2 separate regions of the Homo sapiens genome follow, and region 2 is linked to region 1. Evidence: chromatin loops called from intact Hi-C (ENCODE). Cell type or tissue: K562. All regions are shown on one strand. Each heading gives the region's core, and the rest is flanking DNA. Links, peaks and the distances in the headings are about the cores only.

Region 1 (12,159 bases), core at 2,443-7,442:
ATCGCTTGAACCTGGGAGGCAGAGGTTGCAGTGAGCCGAGATCGTGCCACTGCAGTCTAGCCTGGTGACAGAGCAAGACTCCATCTCAAAAAAAAAAAAAAATAAAAATAAAAAAAGGAAATTACAGTAAAGAAGGTTTCCTTCACAAAACACAGAATCACAAACTTTATTAACTTAAATATAAATTGAATGGCCTGAGAGACTCCAGATAATTTCCAAAAGTTTTCTTGGAAATTAAATGTTAATAATTTAAAAGCACTATAAGATTATTATGAAAGAATAGAACACAAAATTATATATAAAATATGGTCTAAATTTTGTAATTATTTATGTGTATATAAAAACACTGAAAGGAAGCATACCAAAATTTTAGTAGTGTTTACTTTTTAGAAATTCAGATTGCTGGTAGTATTTATTATTTTCTTTATGTTTTCTGAATTTCTTAAATGTTCTAGGGTAAGTACATGTCATTACAATAAGTACATGCCAGTAACATTATAAAAATAAAAAGTATTGTGAGTTCTTACTATTTAATTAAATCTCACAATTAATAAACTTAAAAAGCAAACAATCTTTTCTGCAAAGCATATCAAACTTTCTAGTGCTTTTGTGTACCAAGTTTAGACTTTGACATCATATCCAGTTTCTTCTACTTAGAGCACAGAAATTGTCTACAATGAAGACACAGTGAGTACCGGGATCGTAACATCTTTTCTTCATAGTGACTGTTGACAAAAAAAAAGTCAAACTCCATGAAATATTTGAAAAGATTTATTCTGAGCCAAAGGTAAGGACCCTGACCCATGGCACAGCCTCAGGAAGTCCTGAGAATGTGTCCAAAGTGGCTGAGTTAAGCTTGGTTTTATACATTTTAGGGAGATGTAAGACATCAATCAATACTAAAGTATACATTGGTTCAGTCTGGAAAGGTGGAACAACTCTAAGTAGTGGGGCAGGGGAGGAGATTACATGTCACAGATGGATTCAAAGATGTTCTGACTGGCAATTCATTGAAAGAATTAAGTTATTATCTAAAGACCTGGAGGAGTGTGTGGGTTAAGATAAGGGGTTGTGGAGACTGAAGTTCTTATTTTGTAGATGAAGTCTCACAGGTGGCCACTCTTAGAGGCAATACATGGCAAATGTTTTCTATTTGGACTTTTCAAAGGTGCTAGACTCTCAGCTAATTTCTTCAGGATCAGGAAAAGACCTAGAAAGGGGAAGCAATTCTTTACAGAATGTAAGTTTCCCTTACTTTGCAGGGCCATTTCAAAATATGTCAAATATATTTTGGGGTAAAAATACTTTGATTTCTTTCAGGGCCTGATATCTGTCATGTGATGCTACACTGGAGTCAGGTTTGAATTTGGTATCTTATTGCTACAAAAGTCTGTTCTGTCCATCTTAAAATCTGTTTTAATGTTAATGCTAGTCAGTTGTGCCTGAATACCAAAGGGAGGAGGGTAGAATGAAGCATGCCTGATCCTCCCTTCCCATCATGGCCAGAACTAGTATTTTCTGTAGAAAATGCTTGTTGAAAGAAGGGGTCTACTCAGTCAGATGAGGGGCTGAGGATTTTATTTTTGGTTTATATTACCAAGAATTGAGAAGGAGGAACACCTAAACAAAACACTTCACCCAAATATTACTCATTCATTAAACTCAAACGTATTGATGTAGAAATGTTTCTATATGTCTGTTGCTCAAAAGGCAATGTTAGAAGGATTAAAATAATAGGACCTATTTTTCAGTATTTAACAAAATGACAGAATTTCATCAATAGTCCTCCAGAATCTCTTGAAGGAATTTTACTTGTAGGAATTATTTGTTTAATAATTAAAGGGTCCTTTTAATTCCTCAAGCCCAGTTTACTCTAGGTTCGGCAATTCACATTTTCATCATTCAAGACAGAGAACCAAGGTGGGCATAGTGCCTCACACCTATAATCTCAGCTACTTGGAAGGCTGAGGAGGAAGGATCACTTGAGACCAGAAGTTCAAGGCCAGCCTGGGTAATATAGCAAGACCCTATCTCAAAAAAATAAAATAAAAAAGACAGAGAGCCATTTGGGAGGAAAATTATTTCCCTATATTTGCAGCAAGTCAACCTGTCCAGACACAGAAAATGGAACACCCAACCAAATAAAAAATCTCTGAAGGATCTCTAAATTCTAAATCAGAGGTGAGCGATGAGATGCATGCAAGCTACACAGCATCTTCCCATGATAGCAAATATTTTCTAAATAAAAAGTTCTTTAACCAGAGTCAGGCATGAGTTATTTGATTACAGTCATAGAGGAAACAAGCTTAGTGACCTGACCTGGCCTAAAAGCCAAATGCCCACCCATCTGTGTCTCCCTAAGCAAAGGCCATCTCATCCTCTAACGAACAGATGGCTCCCTGAGGGCCCACAGCAGGGTCCTACAGCGCACCTGCAATGACTTCAGTTCCACTTCATGGAAAGGAGGTTACAGGGCTACTCTTTGCTCCAGGAGACAGGCAGAGGGATTTTCCTATTGATTTACATAAGGTTATGCTTTCAAAACAAGACAAGAGACAGCTGTTTGGGAGAAAGCCTATCTATAGTATTTCCCTAATGCACAGTGTGTGTTAGTGTTGGCATTGCAAGGAATTAAACAAGAATCCAGTTATCATAATGCACAGGGAATTCAGGACTGGGAAACTGTGCTAGTGAGGGAAGTGAATCCTTTGATTTCTGGCCACCCTTACCCTGGCCGTCACAAAATCTCACAAAAACGTGTGCATCCGTCCTGGTGGTGTTTCTGGTCCTTATGAACGGTGACACTTTGGGATGATCGAGTCTTTCAATCCTGTCTTTCTGTTTTATGTTTTCCAGGCTTCTACCTCATTCTGCCCCATGACATATACACGTTCATCTGCTGAAGGTTCTCCCCACCCTTTTTGTTTCCTCTAAAATAAATATGACCTGCCCTAACTCTATCCTGTTTCTTCCTTCTGGGATGTGGCCAGCCGCCATCAAGTCAAGGGTTGCGATCAAAGTGAGGCTGCTCCCACACAAGAGAAAACACAGATTGTCAGCTGTACTCTCTCCCTCTACCAGACAAAGTAATTCAGGAGAAGGGGGGCAGAGAAAATTGGGGGATGCTTCCCACCTCTTAATGGTGTGAGTAAATGAGGCTGAGGGAAGGAGACTATTTTCTTCGGAGATCTGTGACCAGAATCTAGTGTTGCCTGCTGAAAAATGACTTAACACTGGATGTGAATCTCCAACTCAGAGATTTCTCTGCTCCCTTTGGATACAAAAAATTCAGAAATTCACCCACAGAGAATCCCCTCATCACACCTCTGTCAACAAAATAACAAGAAATAAAGTCATTCCAAAATAATCTTTACCAAAGCCACTGAGATTCCCAGTCCTGTGTTTGTGGATCTACAGCAGTTCTACGACTCCATAAAAATATCTTACCCCAAGGTCTCTTCTAAATCACAGCACCTTAATTTTATGAGCTGGCAGGGCAAGCCCATTACAGGCAAATTTGCATCAGAATAGTTTCCTCTGCCCCACATCTAAGGCACAACATTTTGTATCAGACCTCCACTTCCATCATACCTTCAAAGGTAGAAGTTTCTTTTCACTTGCTCCTCTGTCATCCTCAGCTTGCCGGAACCCGCCCCCCACCATGCCCCACCCTCCCCCAGCCCCATTCTTCTTCCTCCACCAATGGTAGCAAAAAGGCTACGGCAGCTTCCAAACTCACAGACTTGTCCAGAGGCAGAAACGGACCATTGTTCCTCCTATATCTATTTATTTTAGAGACAGAGTCTTGCTGTGTTGCCCAGGCTGGAGTGCAGTGGTGCAATCATAGATCACTGCAGCCTCCATCTCCTGGGCTCAAGCAATCTTCCCACCTCAGCCTCCCCGGTAGCTGGAACCACAGGTGTGCATCACTACATTCGGCCAACTTTTAAACTTTTTTTTTTTTTAGAGATGGGGTCTCACTGTATTGCCCAGGCTGCTTTTGTATCCGTTTTTATTAGGGCAGAAAGACATTCTCAAAATGTTTCCAGCAGATTCCCTCTCATGTCTCATTGACTACAGTTATGCACCAAGCCCATACCTCAACCTGGTGTAAGAAGGGACGCAAAATTGTCATGCCAGCTTTCACTCCTGGGATAGTGGAAGATCCACGAAGCACATTGCAACCACATGCCACAACATCTTGGAGTTCTGTTTGTAAAGGAGGCTAGAGAAATGATAAGTTAATAGGCTACCTACAGTGTCTGCCATGGCATTTGTGTTGGGTTTTAAGTCAATTACTCTTCCAACCTAATGGATCCTCAGGTTGGATAGTCTATGATATAAGGCCCAGTGAACATGGCTTACTAGGTACTCATTAAAAGGGGTTAGGACTAAGTTCTCAGATCTCATATTTAACTGTGTCTGAAAGCTGGTTCACAAAAAATAGTGGATAGTTACAAGCATATTTGACTTGGCAGAAAGAAGACTAGAATTGCTATGCCACAGGGGTGTATGAGAGGAAGGTACCCTGTTAAGGAGAGATTTTGAAAAGTTTCCAGATGTCCTTTCCATAACACTGCAGTAGCATGTTCCTTGGGTTATGTGCTCACAGTTCAGGGGCTACTCTGACAAATTCTATTCAATCAATCAACAATTGAATCAATGTTTTCTCCACCGAATTAATTACTTTTTTCAAGGACTAAACCAAATGCCCCAGTTGGTGTCATGTTGATAGAGTCTTCATTGAACCAATATATCTAGAAGCCCATCAATTATGGTGACAACTGAAGAGGAGGAAGAGCATAGATCACTCACAATTCAAAGAAAAAAGTAAACCACATCTCCGAATGGGAGTTGTCCTCTTCCTACTCATCCTGTTGGAAGAGAAAGACCTTAGGAAATTTGAGGAATCCTTTAGCAAGAGAGTAATAAGGCATAAATCTTGGTGACAGTGAAAAGGCTGGCTCAGGAAGTAACACCGTCCATGAAAAACTCCTCCAGTGTAAGGGAGAGTGATGAATGGTCTAAACATGACACTCCTATGTAGCTTGGAAGGGGTTTGCACAGTTGATTTTAGCTCTTAGAGAGAGTGATTTGCAGAAACTGGAGACGGTTTGTCATTGTTTTTGCCAGTTCCCCCTGCACAGCAGGGAGCTCAGGAAGAAAGAAGGGAGTGTGTTCATAACAATTTCTTTCCTTCTTGAAAACCTGTTATCTGTGCAATTGGTGTAAGCTGACTTCCCTCTAAAACTGGAGGATGGGTTGTTCATGTTATAATTTATGGGGTGCTTATCAACAGACTTCAGTTTGCAGATGGCTGCAGGCAGAGAAATGAACTCTTATCAGGGACCATTCTCTTCGGCTGTCCTGTTGGTCTTGGATATCAATATGGGTACAGCACCAATGTCACACACTTGGAATGAGAATAACATAAGTCTTGTACTCTGCCCTTTGGAAACTGAGTGTAACATGTCTTCTGATGTCTGTCATGTCTCTTTATCACTAGATTTTAAATCTCCCATATTTCCCAGAACATAGGAGAATTAAACAGGAAGACCAGTAACTCTTCAGGAGTCACAAAATGAAACATGCTGAATTTTTTTAAGTCTAAAATAGTGAAGTAGGGAAAGTGGAGGAGGACTTCTTCTGGCTATTCAAGGACCAATATAGAAGCAAATAGATAAGCAATTTGGTTACTGGAAGACTTTTAGCCAGAGAGGAAGCTGTCAGTTTCTACAATTACACTGTCTGTGAATTCATTTTCTGCATTTTGTTACTTTTTTAAGATAAGCAGCCCAAAAGTCCATTTATCCCAATGTTCCTTTAAAGTTGTTATCAGAAAACTACAATTATTTCAATATTACTCTCATGCTTAAAGTATTTCCAGAACTGTATCCTCAGAGACACTCACAACCTAAGAAAATGAGTCTCATTACTTTACACCGAGGTTTCATTTAAAGAATCAGATAGAATTCTCTAGCTTGTACCCTCACTTTATTCACTAGTCTTATTTCTAAATGACATTTTGCCAAAAAATGTCCCTTCAAAGGGCCAATACAGCATTTGATCCATAAAGAAAATTTGATTGGCATGAACTTTGTCTCTCATTTTTGTTTTTTTGAGACAGGGTCTTGCTCTGTTGCGCAGGCTGGAGCGTAGCAGCGCAATCACAATCACAGCTCACTGCAGCCTCCAACTCCTGGACTCAGGTGATTCTTCTGCCTCAGTCTCCCAAGTAGCTGGGACTATGTGCGTACACCACCACACCCGACTAATTTTTGTATTTTTTTGGTAGAGATTGGGTTTCGTCATCTTGCCCAGGCTGGTCTCGAATGCCTGGGCTCAAGGGATCTGCCCACCTCAGCCTCCCAAAGTGCTGGGAATACAGATGTGAGCCACTGTGCCAAGCCTGGCATGGACTTTGAAGACTTTATTTTTTTAGAGACAGAGTCTCACTCTAATGTCTAGGCTGAAGTGCAGTCGCTTGTTCACAGCTCCCTGCAGCCTCCAACTCCAAGCTCAAGCGATCATCCAGCCTCAGCGTCCCAAAGTACTAGCATTACAAGCATGAGCCACCATGCTCAGTCTGAAGGCTCTTTTAAAATGAGTCCTAAAGGTTTTCTGATCAATAGAAGGCCAACAGGAATAAAGATACAACATTCATTTGTGAATATATTTGTTTAGAAAAAAATGACATCATTGCTGTATTATGATGTCGTTTAGTTCTATTAAGAGGCTAATTGCTATTAAAATATTCCTATCACTACTACCAACTACCCTCCACTGTCAAAAACAAACCAAAGTCAAATATTTCTATGTGCTGACAATATTGATGTAATCCTTTTATTCTTTGCATTTTTTCCCAGCTTCTCGCCTGTGAATGTCTTTACATTAACACCAAGACACTTACAAGTGCTGGGTAAAAATAATGTAACGATAACTGGACCAGAGAAAGAAGCTATTAGGAACACCGCAGAAAAAGTTCATTGGTTTTAAGCATTTGCGTCAATATGCATTACAGCATTGGATTCAGAGTCTAGAAGTCAGGCTAAGATTCCAGTCATGACTGTGCCACTACTAGAGGTGTAAACTTTGCCAATCATGTCAATTTCCTCATGTGCAAAATGTAGATAATAGTGGTACTACCTCTCTTGTATGGTGAGGATTACATGACATAATGCATATGAAGTCCCTAGTGATATAGGAGTTAAGAAGAAATTACTGGCCAGGTGCGGTGGCTTACGCCTGTAATCCCAGCACTTTGGGAGGCAAAGGTGGGTGGATCACGAGGTCAGGAGATCGAGACCATCCTGGCTAACATGGCGAAACCACGTCTCTACTAAAAATACAAAAAAAAAAAAAAAAAAAAAAAAAAAAAATTAGCCGGGCATGGTGGTGGGCGCCTGTAGTCCCAGCTACTCGGGAGGCTGAGACAGGAGAACGGCGTGAACCCGGGAGGTGGAGCTTGCAGTGAGCCGAGATTGCGCCACTGCACTCCAGCCTGGGTGACTAAGCAAGACTCTGTCTAAAAAAAAAAATAAATAAATAAATAAATAAAAAAGAAGAAATTACTTAGGCAGATAGTGAAGGTAAGGGAGTCCTCGGTAAGGTTTTCCTTTTAATGAAAAGCAGCCCCAGAATCATTTTCTTTTCTAGCAAACCGCAGCCTGGAAAATCGAGCTGCAGACATAGACAAGCAAGCTGGAAGCTTGCGCGGGTGAATGCCGGCTGCTGTGCCAATAGAAGAAGGCTACCTGGGACTAGGCATGGTCAAAATGGTGGCTCCATCTTCCCTTCTCTTTGCCAGCTGCGTGTACAGTGAGGAGCAGGCAACATGGCACCAGCCAAGTGGAAAGCCCATTTGCATAATCAGATTAGGGTGGGGTGGCCAGCCTTTTCCGTGCACTATGTAAATGTCACTCCTGATCCAACAACCTGTGGGCCCTATGTAAATCAGACACTGCCTCCTCAATGCTGTCTGTAAAATCCGATGCACTCCCATTCTGGCCGGAATTCCCGGTTCAGGAGCCCCTCTCTCTCAAGAGAAAAAGCTGTTCTCTTTTCTCTTTCCTTAGCCTATTAAACCTCCGCTCCAAAATTCACTCCTTGTGTGTGTCCATGTCCTTAATCTTCTTGATTCAAGAGGACGATCCCTGGTTATTTACCCCAGACAATGACGCCCCTTCACTAGCATCACTCTGGGCAAATAAATTTCAGGGAATCTTAGCTCTTTGTCTAATGCTCACCTAAAGCTGAAATTCTGGGTGGAATATCCTTCAGATAAATGACTATTTTTCTACCTTGCCTATACTACAGTAAGCTGGGTTAGAAAATCAAAATTTAAGAAAATTGGAAAGTGATTTTTTAAAGTCTGACTTAAAACTCTATCTTTTCCTCCTAGAAATTCCCTTTCGACAAACTAAAGTAGTTGCCAGCACACAATAGCATGCTTTTTGCTCGTGATACATTTTGTTTTGTCATGTTCATTAAATACAAGAATCAGTCTAGTTTGGAACATGGACTTGTCAACTTCCAAAGATGAATCCACAGGGCTGTCTAATTCATCACAGAGGAATATAGACATCTCTTACTACTGGCGACTGGCTGCCTCGATACTACAGAAATCTAATTACACCAAAGGAGCGAAACATCAAAATCCACCATTTTTGTTTAAAATTGGTACAACCAGACCAATTGGTTTATAAATCAATTGCTTTTCCAACCAAATAGTCCCTCGGGTTGGATAGTCTATGATGTGTGTTGCAAAGGAAAAGCAAGAAAGTCCACTGTCTTCTCTTGAGCAAAAGGAATAGCCACAGTTTCCATCCACAAGAAATCTAACATGTGAGTGTATGGGTTGGGATATAGTTTGGCCTCTGAAAATGACAGATCCAAACTCACTGTGACTTTACAAAGCTGGTAGGTTATTTCTCACTCACATCAAAATCCAGGAAGGCAATCCAGGGCTGGAATAGAGGCTGCACAATCATCAAGAATCCAGATTTTTCTTTCTGGTGTTCTGCCAGCCTCAAAACACAGCTTCCATCCCCTGGTTTAAGTTGGCTGCCCCATCAGGTCTACACTCTAGCTTGCAGGAAAGGCAGTGAGGGCAAGAGAAGGTCATGCCTTTGCCCATTGGGTACCAAAAACAAATTAACCAGGCATGGTGATGCACATCTGCGGTCCCAGCTACTCAGGAGGCTGAGGCAGGAAGACTGCTTGAGCCCAGGCGTTCAAGGTTGCAGTGAGCCAAGATCATGCCACTGCACTCCAGCCTGGGTGACAGAGTAAGACCTTGTCTCTAAATACATAAATAAGAAAAGTATCAGGAATCTCTCTTTTTTCTTTTTTTTTTTTTTTTGAGACAGGGTTTTGCTTTGTCGCCCAGAGAGGATTGCAGTGGCATGATCTTAGCTCACTGCAACCTCGAACTCCCAGATTCAAGCAATTCTCTTGCCTCAGTAACCCCAGTACAGGCACACCCAGCTAATTTTCTTGTTGTTGTATTTTTAGTAGAGACGAGGTTTCACCATGTTAGACAGGCTGGTCTCGAACTCCTGGCCTCAAGCGATCCACCCATCTCAGCCTCCCAAAATGCTAGGATTATAGGCGTGAGCTACCGTGCCCGATCACATCACTGTTTGCATGCATCCCATAGTTTACTAAGTAGGCAGTAAAGCATAAGTCAACTCTTATTCTAGAATAGTCTGATTGCTGCATCTCTAGGTTGTCCCTATACTTTCAGATGCTCTCTCTGCAAGTACTTTAACTGCAGCTTAATTTCCTCTGTCTTCGAAGTACTGAATGTTTCCCAAAGGTCTTACAGGCAAGTTGGCCTTGCCTGGGACAGTCCTCTGCAGCTCCTCTTCATTTTGCAGAGCAATCACAGGGTTCTTAGTAAACGTGTTTTCATCACAACATCATCCAAACATGCAAACACAGTAGCCTTTGAAATCAATATTGAAAATTAAATCAATTTGGGTAAAAGGAAAAGAACTCATGGAGTTTAGCACTCATTTTAATATATATATATATATTCTTATTTCATTTTACATTAAAATCCCTTTATCTTTTAAAACTTTGACACCCACGTCCCCAAACCATACTGAAGCCTCAGGTGCCCTAGCAAAATTCTCCTGTGAGGCCTTCTATGGTCTTTACCCATTTTGCTGTCATGCATGTTATGGCTACAGGTCACCCTGTTTCTCATTTAATTTACCATGCCATCCGCAGTTCACCTCCAGAGCTTGGAAATCTGTGGTCCTGAATTTTGAAAGAAAGGAAAGTTATTTCTGCAAGCTGAGCATGGAGCCAGTTGCTACTCTCATGCCTGGAAGCGACCCCACCTTTGCTACAGGTTCTGAATGGTGTCAAGCCAGGAGTATGCATAGTGATGTCGAGCTGAAATGGGCCATGAGACAAAAGCACATTGGTCTTTTCTTCCTCAGGTGGAAAAAACTGAAATCATTCCAATAATCTTTATCTGTGCCAATCTCTTAAGAAAAAAAGATTCGGCCAGGCGCGGTGGCTCATGCCTGTAATCCCAGCACTTTGGGAGGCCGAGGCGGGCGGATCAGCAGGTCAGGAGATCCAGACGATCCTGGCCAACACGGTGAAACCCCGTCTCTACTAAAAATACAAAAAATTAGCCAGGCGCGGTGGCGGGTGCCTGTAGGCCCAGCTACTCAGGAGGCTGAGGCAGGAGAATGGCGTGAACCTGGGAAGTGGAGTTTGCAGTGAGCTGAGATTGCGCCACTGCACTCCAGCCTGGGCGATAGAGAGAGACTCCGTCTCAAAAAAAAAAAAAGAAAAGAAAAAAGAAAAAAAGATTCATAGGCGGAGTGCAGTGGCTCACACCTTAATCCCAGCACTTTGGGAGGCAGAGGCGGGCAGATCACCTGAGATTAGGGGTTCGAGACCAGCCTGACGAACACGGAGAAACCCCATCTCTACTAAAAATACAAAAAATTAGCTGGGCATGGTGGCATGCACCTGTAATTCCAGCTGCTTGGGAGGCAGAGGCAGGAGAATTGCTTGAACCCTGGACATGGAGGTTGTGGTGAGCCGAGATCATGCCTTTGCACTCCAGCCTGGGCAACAAAAGGGAAACTGTCTCAAAAAAAAAAAAAAAAGAAAAAGAAAGAAGAAAGAGAGAAAGAAAGAAAGAAAGAGAACGAAAGAGAGAAAGAAAGAAAAGAAAAGAAAAAAGAGAAAATATTTATAGCTAAATAGCAGAGGTAAGGAAGAGTCTAATGGCTTTGGGGGGTGGGGATGTGTAAGGATGGGGAGAGAGGCTAGACAGGTCATACAGCCTTGAGGGTGTGCAGCCTAGCATCCAACAATGACTGCCTTTTCTCATAGTTATTTAGTTAAGGTGGGTTTCAAATATAGAAACACATTTCCAGGGAGAATTGACCCCAAGTTGACCTCCATTTTTCACACCTTGTGTCTCCACTTTGATCACCCAAGGAGATCCAGAACTCTCATAACTGCAGTAGAGGGTCCCTCCTGCATTCACATTGAATCAAGGACAGTGGCAGTAATAACAACATGCCTGACACACTACCTCTCTGCAGTGCTGGAGAGAGGGGAACTGTGTTGCATGAGCCCAAATGCACACCCTCAAATAGTGCACAGGAAAATGCGTGAAGTGTGGTCCTCTAGCTTACATTTAAAGTGCATTTTAATCTATTACATGGTCCACATGGGGAGGGGAGAGATCTAGGAATAGCTTTTGGACTCTGTCACAAAAGTTGTCTCTCCCCCAGATTTTATCAGGGGTGTGTGGGAGTGTGTGTGTGTGTGGGGGGGGGGGGGGGGCGCGCACACACAGATGTAATCTTGCATGCTAACATGTGTGCCTGCATGCCAGCTATGTTGGGGGCAAACATGGCTAACCACCAAATGCAGGAAGAAAAACCTCTTTCTCCCTAGACTTCCAGGCTCTTCTGACCCTCCCCTTCCCTCCTCACCTCCAGATCCCACTTTTCCACGTGGGTCCTTCAGCTCTGTGATCTCCCTGCTAAACAGCTGTCAATCTCAGGCCAGTGACAGAGGAAGCACGGAGAGGAGACTTCACAGCAGTCTGCCCTCAGGAAATGCTATGTGCAAATACACACTCCCAGAGTAGCAATCCGGGGGGCAGCTCCTATAAGCTAT
Region 2 (12,159 bases), core at 2,883-7,882, 350 kb before region 1:
GTACAAAAAAAGGTCTTGTATGGTTAATAGATGACCGCCACTAAGTCTTACTAAGTTTAATTTGGGGGATTATTGTGTGTGTTTGCACATGCTTTGCTTATGTTATCCTCTGCCCAGAATACGCTTATCAAAGTCTTGCTCAGCATTCCTGGTCCAACCTTCCACCATTCGTATTGTGTCCGCTGATTCTCCTACTCTCTTGTTGCTCCTGTTCTTTCTTCCAACTTCCTTCCTTCTTGTGGCACTAACTGATTTCCCACACTACCTACTGTCACACACATTCAGTATTGTGGTAAGTACTGTTGGAACGTAAGGATTAATAATACATGGTAATAGTTTACTGTGAGTGTTTACTGAATGTTGTCTGTATGTTAGGCAGTATGCTAATTAATCATCTCAGGAGCATTCCTCATTTAATCCTCAAACCAACCCTGTGAGCTGCGTGCCGTTTTCATCTGCATGTTACAGTCTGGGGCCAGTGAGAAAAATGACATCTCCAAAGTTAGATACTAGTGAGTACCAAGGCAGGATTTAAACTCCAGTCTTCTGACTTCTGAGCTATGCATTTAACTACTTCCCTCCCTTAAGAAAACAACTCATTCTGCTAGAGTAGAGTAGACCCTGGAAGAGGGAAGAAGTAGGTGTAGAAAAGATTATACTTGAATGAAAGGACATGGTAACTTTGAGACTGATATGAAGTGAAAGCTGTATAGATGTAGTGTTATAATGGGAAAGTTAATACTGTGTTTGGGGAATAGTAATTGGTAGATGATAGCTAAACCATACTAGTTGTGCTAGGATATTAAGATGAAACCAAAGGTTGACGATCAGCTGTAGGACCAGCTTGAATAATCACATTTATTTACAAATTGTCCTTACTATATGAAAGTCTGTCTTGATATGGAAAGCTAAACAGGAATATCCGTGGCATGAATGTAAAGCAAATTCATGGAAGTAGAGCAGCCTTCTGAATCAACAGTCAAAGCTTCTCTGCACAGCTGTGATAAAATTTTAAATTATAAATGTGAGTACTGTGACTAATTTGTAATCATGCAAACCTTGTTTAAAATTGTAGAAAACGAGGTAGGATTGGTTGGGGGCCCTCACTTTTTGTTCATACTAATCCAAGCCTCCCAAGATTAAATTATTGGTATTGAGTAGACACAGTTTCAGTAATCTTCTTAAGCATTAATTTTCATAGGAAACATGAAGTCTGCGTATGTGGAGATTCCTCCATGTGCAGCTTACATTGTTAAGGTCAGAGTTACTGGATAGCATGAGGGAAGACACAAGAGGAAAATATAGACTGCTCTCAATAGGAAGATCAAATAGAGTACATGTGGCACAAGCAACATACAGCCCCAGCCAGAATATTAGGTTTTAATCCCCTTTGCCAGCTTGCTGCAGTAACCAACAACCCTGACATTTCAGTCCTGTACACAGTGGTACTCAAGAAGGGGGCGATGAGAACAGCCCATCCTGTGGGTAGGAGGAGTGTGTGACTACTGACATTGTTCAGATTTGTCTGCACGTGGTGATGGCAAAAAGGAATTTGAGAATGTTTTAACGTCTCTAAAAGCAATGTACCCTCTTTTTGGCTGTACTGGAGCACACCACAGCCACCATACCTCTCTCCCCAACACACCCAGCCCAAAGCTTACCGCCCTCATAACTTACATGTTGGCTGCAGGTGTGCTCCACGTGTCTCTTTTATTTTAAGATCTGGGCTGAAGGAGTAGCTTCTGCCTGGAATGTGCAGTTCTCATAAGAGAGGGAAAAGAACAAGACTTCTGGCCAAACCAGATAGTGGCACTTAAAGTTTCTGCTAGGAGCTAGCATAATGTCACTCCCAGTTGTATTTCTCTGGCTGAATCTGATGTCAATGAGGCAAGGAAGTAGGCCCATTTCAGAGAAAAGTACTTCAGGTCACTTAGCAACAGACAGTGACAAATAATCCTCTTAGAAGGAGGAAGCAGCAACTAATTGGGAACAATAATATTATCTACCACCATCGATTACCTTGTATCACTAGGTGATTGAACAGTTTAATTCCAGTGATACAAAGAGTCCTAACTTTGAAATAAAGAGGAACTTTATTTTTTCAGGTACCTCTATCTGTATTACCAGTATAACTATTCTCTGTTCACCAGAAACCTTTTAAAATGTAACATTAACTATCCTTCTAAACACCTACTGAATTATAAGGCCTGTGTACAGTGAGTTGGCTGGGGATAAGTAATTCATTACTGAAAAGGTCTTTAAAGTTTATTCTTTAAGCCTTTCATCATTATGAAGAGCAATCTGCTGTCATGAATAATCAAAGAACCTCCAAGAACGTCGTCTAACTTCAAGAAAAGCTTGACGGATTTGTTAAAGTTAGTTGGTCGATTACGATAATTTGGAGAGTCAGCAGCTCACTCATTAATGATTTTAATAATTATGGCACAAGAGTAGATGACATCTGTTGGAAACTTCTTCTCCCACTGCGTTATTTCCACTTGTGCATTTAGAGTCTGTGTTTCTAGAGGAAGAACGTCAGAGGGCTGTCTGCTGTGTTTCCTACCCTGATTTCTCTGCCCATACGACACAGATTGGTGCCTCACAGCAGTGGGCTACTGTGGAGGTGACCTGGGCTTTACACGTTATTTGGAAAATAATGGAAGAATAAGAGAAAAGACCACCATCCTTCCTGCTTTCAGGTATTGGGATTAACTGAATTCTGTTAATCTTGCTGCCACTAATGACGTTCTGTGTTTTGAGATGATGTAATTGACTTAAAATCTATTTCCCAAATTATTTGTTCATAAATACAGATAGTAAGCAAAGACTAAAGGTGAAACATTATAAAGTAAAATTTTGCTTAAAGGTAAATTATACAGCATTTACCTTTTATTTATTTATTGGAGGGACTTTAAACACTATAATATGTTGTCTGCAAGCTAAAATGTCATTTATATATGTGCAGTCATTCTTGAAGTTAGATGACGATGCTCTTGGAGGTTCTTTGATGAATCGTGACAGCAGATTGCTCTTCATAACGATGAAAGGCTTAATGAGAAAAACTTTAAAGACCTTTTCAGTAATGAATTACTTATCCCCAGCCAACCCACTGTACACAGGCCTTATATTTCAGTAGGTGTTTAGAAGGATGGCTAATGTTACAACATTTTAAAAGGTTTATGGTGAATAGTGAATAGTTACACTGATAATACAGAGCTACGTGAAAAGGAGATATCTGTTTCATGATTGTAGGCTATTAGATAGTCCCATTAACAGCTTGGTCCACCTACTTCCATCCCCCGCCCCCCCGCCAACCCTCTGCATTTAAGCTGAGTGAGGCTAGATAATTTTAAAAGCTATATTGTTTTGCAATCCCTGTTGACCAGTAAATTGGTTGAATATAAATTCCTCTGATAAAATCATGTGATTATATCAGACTAATGTAAAGAACTGCTTTTACAATAAAAATAATTTTGATGGTAAATCAGAGCTTAAATTGCTAACTAAAACAGTATGTAATCGTTGAGTCTCATGTGTAGGATCTCTTCCTACTGAGGGTACCTAAAAGAGTTCCAAATGCAGTACATGTTGAAATTTTCTCCTAAGTATTACAACTAGGGATGAAGAAAAGAAAATGCAAGTGTATTTGCTGACCTTGGAATCCCTTTACTTAATTATCATTCGTGGGGTTTTTTGTGTGTGTGGTGGGGGAGTGTAGGATTAGTGTACATTTGTTAGAACTTCATCTTGGAAGATAATTTTCTTAGGATAAATTTAATAAGATTCTTGGAAGTAAAGATAGAGTAGCATGTTTTTCTCTGTTCTATTAGACTGCGACCTTAAGTGCACAGACTGGGTTTTTCTCTACCATCTATTAAGCCTGCCAAATGTTTAAGAAATTATGGTTTTATGTATAGTTAGATAGAGAAAATATACTACATATGGAACCTAAAAGCTGTTGCTATATTAAATTTTGGAAATGGAAAATCTGAGGGTAGAATCCTCCTCTTCACATTTATAAAGTCATTACATTCCTTCTAACTAAACCATTTTATGTACAATAAGAAAAATACGGCAGTTATACCTCTGAAGTGTTTTGTCTTGATTGTAAAACTCTCTCAATTGAATGTAATTCTATACTTGCTCTTCAAACTTGCTATGCAAATATGCAGTATATTGATATATTAATATTAAGTTTGCTACATGGATTAGTCTACAGATCTTTATACTAGGAACCCTGTTTGCAAGTGTTTAAGTTAAATAAATCGGCAAAAATTAGTGTTTATAATTTGAATTAAAATTACAGAGTTAAAAGAACTGCAACATGAAACACTTTAATGGGAATAGAAGGTGGTTTCATAACTTTCTGATTACATCTCTGAACATTTAAACATTACATAAATTTAAACAAGGTTTAAATAAAAGATCATTTTCTACAGTGATCCAAAAAGCATTGTAAACAGTCAAAATAAGCAAGCCAGTAATCACTTTAGAAGACTATGTACTGGTTTTGATTTGTGGAAGAAAACTTCTGGAATGTTTCCATTTGAATTTACAATAATCTCTTGGGTTTTTTCTCTTTTTATTCTCTTTTTTCATCCTCTAGTGTAAACACATCTTTTTTAAGTGGTGTGATTAAGAGTTATTGCCTAAAGAGTTGACCAAATTAGCTGTTAGTAGTATATGACTGAGACCAAAAGAGCAAAACATGATTTTTTTTTTTTTATTGTTCAAGACACAGTTTGTTGTATTAGTAATGACAGTTACAGTTGGTGGTTTTGTTATTTGGAGCCTAACCAGTATCACTGGGTTGTATGTTGGGAGGAAAGAAAGAGTTTCTGTTTAAATAGCTAACAAATGGGTTTGTTATCATTTCCCCACATACAGGGTTTTGAGTTACTTGTTTTACACTTAACTTCAGCCAATAAGTTGCCTTAATTCCTGATATGATTTGGCTTTGTCCCTACCCAGATCTCATCTCGCATAGTAAGGAGGGACCTGGTGGGAGGCGATTGAGTCATGGGGGCTGTTTCCCCCATGCTGTTCTTCTGATAGTGAGTTCTCAGGAGATCTGGTTGTTTGATATATGTCTGGTGCTTCCCCTGCATGCTCTCTCCCCTGCTGCCTTGTGAAGAAGGTGCTTGCTTCTCCTTCGCTGTCTGGCATGATTATAAGTTTCCTGAAGCCTCCCCAGCTATGTAGATCTATGAGTCAGTTAAACCTTTTATTTATAAATTACCCCACCTCAGGTAGTATCTTTATAGCAGTGTGAAAACAGACTAATGCAGTTCGTTTTTGAAAACATAATTGACCCTTGAGTAACATGGGAGTTGGGGTGCTAACCCCCTGCATAGTCAAAAATCCACATACAACTTTTGACTCCCTCAAAAATTTAACTACTAGTAGCCAGTTGTTGGCTGGAAGCCTTACCGTAACCAACAGTAGATTAACACATATTTTGTATTTTATATGTATTATATACTGTAATCTCGTAAGCCGGAGAAAAGAATATGTTAAAATTATAATGAATGTCAGTTTGTATTCTGGCCCTGCTTCTTCTACGTCATCTTCCTCATTGTCCAGCACTGGTTCAGAAGCACTCATCTCTATCAAGCCATCTTCTGTTATTTCTTCTGATGTGGTATCTGTTAGCTCTTGAATTTCTCCAAGATCTTTATCTTGAAACCCTTTACTCTGATTGGCTCTGTAAATCCTATGAACTCATGCACAATATCTGGACACAGTGTTCTCTAGCAGGAATATGTTTTGGGCCAGATGGATTAGCTTTTTCTGTAACAGTGATGGCCTCTTCAGTACTGTAATCCTACCAGACTTCCATGTTGTTCTTGCTGTTGCGGTTCTCTTTAATAGCAATAACCATATCATCTTTTCTGCAGACTACTGTGTGTAATGAGCCTCAAGGGTCCTTATGACCTCCTAATCTAGAGGCTGTATTAGTGATGTTGTGTTTGAGGGCAGTTAACTACTTTGGTGCCTTTGGTGGTGAGCTCATGGGATTCTGGGTGGCCAGGGACATTGTCCAATATCAAAAGAACTTTAAAAGGTGGTCTCTTACTGGCAGGGTACTAGGTAACTTCAGGTACACAGCATTGATAGAACTGATCCAGAGAAAGCATTCTCTTCCAGGCCTTCTTTCTTATACAGCCAAAAGATTGGCAGCTGGTGTTATCTTTTCCCTTCAAAGCTTGGGTTTAGCAGTTTTATAAATAAGGGCAGTCCTGGTCATCACCCTGACTGCATGTGCATAAAACAGTAGCCTTTTCCTTTCTGTCTTAAATCCTAGTGCTTCCTTCTCTTCCTTACTTATAAATGTCCTTTATGGCATTTCCCCCCCATGCCGGAATAGGACACCTTTGTCCACATTAAAAACCTGTTCAGGCAGATATTCTTTCTTCTCAAAGATTTTCTTAATGGTTTCTGAGAACTTAACTGCTGCCTCTTTGTTAGCAGAAGCTGCTTCTCCTGTTACCTTGATATTTTTAAAGCCAAACCAGTTTCTAAAATTATCAAACCATCCTTTGCTGGCATTAAGTTCTCCACCTTTAGCTCCTTTACTTTTGTTTTGCTTTAGCTTGTATAATGACTGCACTTTTTCTTAAATCATATTAGAATCTAAAGGTGTGCCTTTCCTATAGCAACCCTGCACTTACATACAAGTTGCATTTTTTGTACAAGGAGGTATTTTGCAAAAAGCGGAAGGTTTGTATGGCTGCAGCAATGGCTTCAGGAATTTCCTTTTCTTTCTTTACGATATTTATGCTGGATTCATTTATCTTGACATAGTGAGCAACCACAGCAGCAGACCTCAATCCATGGTGCATATCAAGCAATTCCACTTTTTCTTACGTCCTGACTTTGGTTTCTTGGGAGAACTTCCGGCATCACTAGTGGCACTTCATATGGGTTCCATGGTTTTTTTTCAAGAGTTACAGTATTGCACTAAACATGATGAAAAGTATGTGAGAACTGCTTAAGATCACTTTTTACTGTGATGTGGAACTCACTGGAGTGATGGGCTGCACATGCGGAGATGATTAGCGCCATACTTGTGCTCTGAGCAGATACAACACAAGCTCACCACAATAGCATCAGGAGATGGTGATGAAATTATTCCAGTAGTACAGTATGCACTAAAGTTAATTTTATGCTGTTGTGATCTGATACTGCATCTTTACATTCGTTTACATCTCTTGACTGTGAGTGGTGCCAGGTACAGTCCGTATGCCCCTGTTTTGATACATTTTAACTTTTTATAATAGATTTGTGGCATTTCATGGTAGTAGAAAAAATAGACTAGTATCTACATATATTTTATGCATGCATGGCATACTTAATTTTTTCTTAACTTTTGAAAATATCTCTAGGCTGCACAGTTTGCGAGTTTTTCAAATTGTCACAAATTTCCAAGAAAAATTTCTTCCAAGAAAAATTTCCAATATATTTATTGAGAAAAAATTCACATATAAGTGGACCCATGCAGTTCATATCCATGTTGTTTGAGGATCAACTGTACTCGCTTCTTAGTTCTTTGAAGGAATCTGCTTCCATAAGTTTTCAATATTTTCCCTTGCAAGTTCCCCAGCCGTAACCTCAGTCTAACACTAATATTCTATTTCTAATAGCTCACGAGAAGCTCGCAGTTAGCTAACAGTGAGTGTTCGTAGTGTGCCAAGTATTAAGATAACTCCATGTATTCTACTTGGATGTTTAACCATTACCTCCAAACTCTAAAAGTTCGAAAATCAAATTCATTCTTCTGTCAAAGCTCATTTCCCTTCCTAAGTCCTCCTTTTCTGTCACAGTTCTCAGTCCTGTTCACCTTTTTCAGTTTCCCTGTGTGCTATGAAGTCACATCTCCCTGCCTTTCCTGATTCCGTTCCTTCTAGCTAGAATTCTGTGCCCTCTTTTCTATTTCTGCTAATAGCCAAAATATATTCTTTGTAAAATCTGTAAAAGTGATTAAGATGTCTTTACTCCCCCCATATATCAAAAAGTTGGCATGTTTAATAAATGTTAAAGGCTGGTTGCAGTGGCTCAAGCCTGTAATCCCAGCACTTTAGGAACCTGAGGTGGGTGGATCATGAGGTCAGGAGTTCAAGACCAGCCTGGCCAAGATAGTGAAACCCGGTCTCTACTAAAAATACAAAAATTAGCCGGGCATGGTGGTGGATGCCTGTAATCCCAGCTACTAGGGAGGCTGGGGCAGAGATTTGCTTGAACCTGGGAGGTGGAGGTTGCAGTGAGGCAAGATCACACCACTGCACTCCAGCCTGGGCAACAGAGCAAGATTCCATCTAAAAAAAATAAATAAATGTTAGAGCATTTGGGGGAAAAAATATGTAATATATTATCTAAATCATAGGTCAGCAAATGGCCCTCAGGCCAAATAAAGTCACCACCTGCTTCAGTAAAGTTTTATTGGAACATAGCCATGGCCATGTGTTTTGCTGCTAAGACCATATGCCCTGCAAAACATAAAAATTTACTATAAAAATTTACTCTGTGGCCCATTACAGAAAAATGCTTGCCAAACCCTGCTCTAAATGAACACATGTTAACTAGAGTCCACCGAGATTTTTGCCTAAGTTCCAAATGCTCTTTCTATAGCAGGTGAGCTTGTATAGCCTGTTCAGAACCACAGGCAAGAAAGAGATGTGTGGTATACTTTTCATTAAGGTTTACTTTAATTTCTTTCTACGTTGGCATAGTGGTTTTTTGTTTGTTTGTTTGTTTTTGAGACAGAGTCTTGCCCTGTTGCCCAGGCTGGAGTGCAATGGCATGATCTTGGTTCACTGCAACCTCCGCCTCACAGGTTCAAATGATTTTCCTGCCTCAGCCTCCCAAGTAGCTGGGTTAACAGGAGCCTGCCACCACACCCAGCTATTTTTTGTATTTGTAGTAGAGATGGGGTTTCACCATGTTGGCCAGTCTGGTCTCTAACTAAGTCCTGACCTCGTTATCTGCCCACCTTGGCCTCCCAAAGTCCTGGGATTACAGGCGTGACACACCGTGCCCAACCACTAGCAGAGTATTTAAAAAAAAAAAAAAAACACTTGGCACTTAGAGACAAGGCATCAGGTAGTTTACTTTAAATTCTTTTTACACTCCTGAACTGTCAGCTCCTTAATGCCAGAGAATCTGATCTAAACCTTCTATGGCTAAAATCTGGAATTCTACTTGCTTCCCTCTACTATGTAAACAGCGATAATTTCCCAAACTTTACTTTGTAGCAATATTGAAGTAACGCTTCAGTTACATTTCTACTACCTTTCCCCCAAAAAGATTTAACCCAGAAAAAAGTAACCTGATACTCCCTTTTCTTCTGTTTAGATCATAGTTTTAAATAATACTTAGAAATTACCAGCAGTATCTTAAAACTCATTTCAGAACTTTTCCTCATTCATTGGTGACCGCAAAAAAAGGTTGAGAATGTAACAGATGGCGAATAGAAAGAATAACTGTATCCTGATTTTGTGCCCCTGTAAGTTCCCCTCTGCATAAAATTTGAATCTGTAACCATGTACCTTCTCAGCCAGAATTTCAAAGGTTATGGTGTTCATCTATAAATTTCAACAGTCTAACGGAGACAATTGAAAAAGAAAAATGTGTTAGAAATAGTTAAGGGAGCTAAAGCTTATACTAGAATAAATGTAGAAATCTGCAACTAAGGTTTGGGAGTGATAAAGGGAACTGAGGAATAATAATAACCCACATGTCAGCAATTGCTCCCTAAATCTGAGAGCCAACACTGCAGTCCTAGCTTTGGCATAAGAGTTAATTATAGAGCTAAGGCTGTATTGGTAATGTATCAGAAAAAGGAAAGAGGGTTTTAAGAAATACTGTTCAGGTTAAATAAACCTTTCTTTGACCCAGCCATCCCACTCTGGTGACCTGCTGTGCAAATATAACTGCACGTTTATGATGTTACATGTTCAGGTTTATTTGATTCAGCATTTTTTGTAATAGCAGAAGACTAGATACAATTCAAGGGTCCAGCAATAAAGGACTAGATCATAAAATCAAAAAGGCATTGAAAGTTAAGCCAAATGAAAACATGTCACTTGGGCGTATACATTATCAGCAAAATAATGTTGGAAATGCAGTGAAGGGTGAGCCTAAGAAGTTTCTAGCAAGGGATGGTAAATGAGAGACAACTGTGCATTACAAAATTTTACAAATGTTAAAAAATGTCAAGTGGTTTTTAAGTTGCTTTACCTTTTACTGTAATACATGAAAAACTTGTAAGGGCTTGCACAGGTTGCCTTGTTTTAGTTCCCATTCCTGTTTTTTATAAATAAGGTTTTCAGGAATCGAGTCCTCATGGCTCAGTTAGAACTCCTCTGATTCTTAGTTTCTTCACCTGTGAACAGAGTAAAGGTGAGATATTAGAACAACAGTTAAGAAGTACATTTCTTGCAAAAATTGTGTTCACAGGGGAACAGCAGTTTAGATGTTAACATTTGTACCCCATAAAAAGGATTCAAGGTAGTAGGAAGGGATACTTGGAAACTTACCCTCTGATGACGTTTGTCTGAGTAAACACCATTATAGGCAAAGACAATTATAGGTAAAAGCTAACCAGAGGTAAACAACAGGAGCCTACATTTTAGATTCATGTGTGTCAAGTAGAATTTCATAATGGCTTAGATATGTGGGGTAAATGTAAAGAATCAAAGAGAACACAATTTTTGTGCTTAGAATCCTGATAAATGTTTTCTGTGATAAATTAGTCATGGTAGAGAATTTGTTTTATGGGGGAAAGAAATTTCTGTCCTCTAGGGTGTTTCCTTTGAGTTCAGAAAAATTAAAATTCTGGACATGTAGAAGTTGATTGAGCTTTGACTAGGTTACTAAATTAAAATTTTTAATGCATTGCTATCTCATTGTATCATTATTTGCTATAATAAATCTCTGGATTTTATTTTCGAATATTTGAAAACTGGAGTATATTTTATTTCTTCTTACCTGAACAAAAAAATGTGGAAAAAATGGTTTGGGTTTTGTTTTTGTGTTTGTTTTGTTTTTTGTTTTTTTTTTTCATGCTACATTTTTATAGTAACTACCTGTATTAGACGTTTTTCCCCAGTGTTTTAAGTATTTATGTAAAACTCCACATGTATTATTCACAACACTTTTCTGTGGTTAAGCTTTTATTGCCACTTTTCAGACGTAAAATAAATGGCCTGGAGAGTTTATGACCTATCTCGTTACACATCTATGATACAAATGTAACTCAAAGTCTTCTGACTCCAATGTCATTATGTCTGCCTACCCTAGTATCTGTTTTCTTTTTAATGTCATAATACTGTAGCTGGTTGACAACATGCTTCTTATCTTTTCAGGATATGGCTTTAGTTGCCCCTGAAGCTCCTTCAGAACAAGCCAGAAGAGTTTTTCAAACCTACGACCCAGAAGGTAAAAGATTTTAACATCATCTCTGTGTTTTATGTCTTCATATGTTTGAAATACATTGATAGCGACCTGATTTTATTCAAAAGATATATTGGATTATTTAATGAAATGTAAGTTGTGTTTCTTGAACATTTTAAAAGGAAAGTAGTGAAAATGGGAACAAATGAAATAGCACACAAGTCCTTGTTGAGTTGGGTTTCTGTGTTTCTTGGAGTACTGAAGGTGTAGTTGACCCCTCTGATTAATCTTGACCCCAAACAGGGAAAAATACCACCTTTTGAACAAACTGTTTGAAAAGTAAATCATTTTCTTCTTTACTTATCCAAACGAATATTAAATAAACAGATCTTCCAGGATATTTCTGTATAATTGACCTCCCAGGATAAAGAAGCAGAGGAAGATCATCTGAATCATTCACTTTGGAGCCTATGCTTAGCTATTCTACCTAACAAAGTATAGTTTTTAGAAGTTCACATATATATCATTAAAATGTCTACTGAGTCATTGTCACTGAGGTTGTTTTGATCACTTTTGTGTTTACATATTTAGGTAACGGTTAAGACTTTATTATAGCTAACTCACTGACCTTTCAAGTATAACTTCAAAACTAAGTTGTCATACTTCAGAGTTCCCTTACGAAGTACCGTGTAGAAATGGAAGTTGCTGTATCCGTGAAGTCCTTGTAGATATCTGAATGGATTCAGTTATCTTTACTTTCTTCTGTCT

The links. Peaks named below come from ENCODE experiments on the same cell type or tissue, not always from the same donor. Only the 100,000 strongest peaks of a DNase experiment are listed, where the experiment ranks them.
Region 2: a loop joins it to region 1, with 4 times the contacts of the local background. A loop is called at or near these places in 1 of 110 quality-filtered maps.

What each region holds. Positions count from the first base shown.
Region 1 is chr10:15,444,504-15,456,662 of GRCh38, reverse strand. No RefSeq gene overlaps it. Among named protein-coding and RNA genes, the nearest start is that of FAM171A1, 79 kb to the right of the region's middle. In K562, for the core only: no CTCF peak of the experiment used is centred there; DNase peaks (open chromatin) are centred at 5,302 and 5,612; H3K4me3 peaks cover 204 bases.
Region 2 is chr10:15,795,377-15,807,535 of GRCh38, reverse strand. It overlaps MINDY3 (MINDY lysine 48 deubiquitinase 3), which reads left to right. Exons shown (of 15, transcript NM_024948.4): 11 at 11,364-11,436. It overlaps LOC124902383 (a long non-coding RNA gene), which reads right to left. Exons shown (of 4, transcript XR_007062071.1): 2 at 10,237-10,381. Among named protein-coding and RNA genes, the nearest start is that of MINDY3, 59 kb to the left of the region's middle. In K562, for the core only: no CTCF peak of the experiment used is centred there; a DNase peak (open chromatin) is centred at 5,025.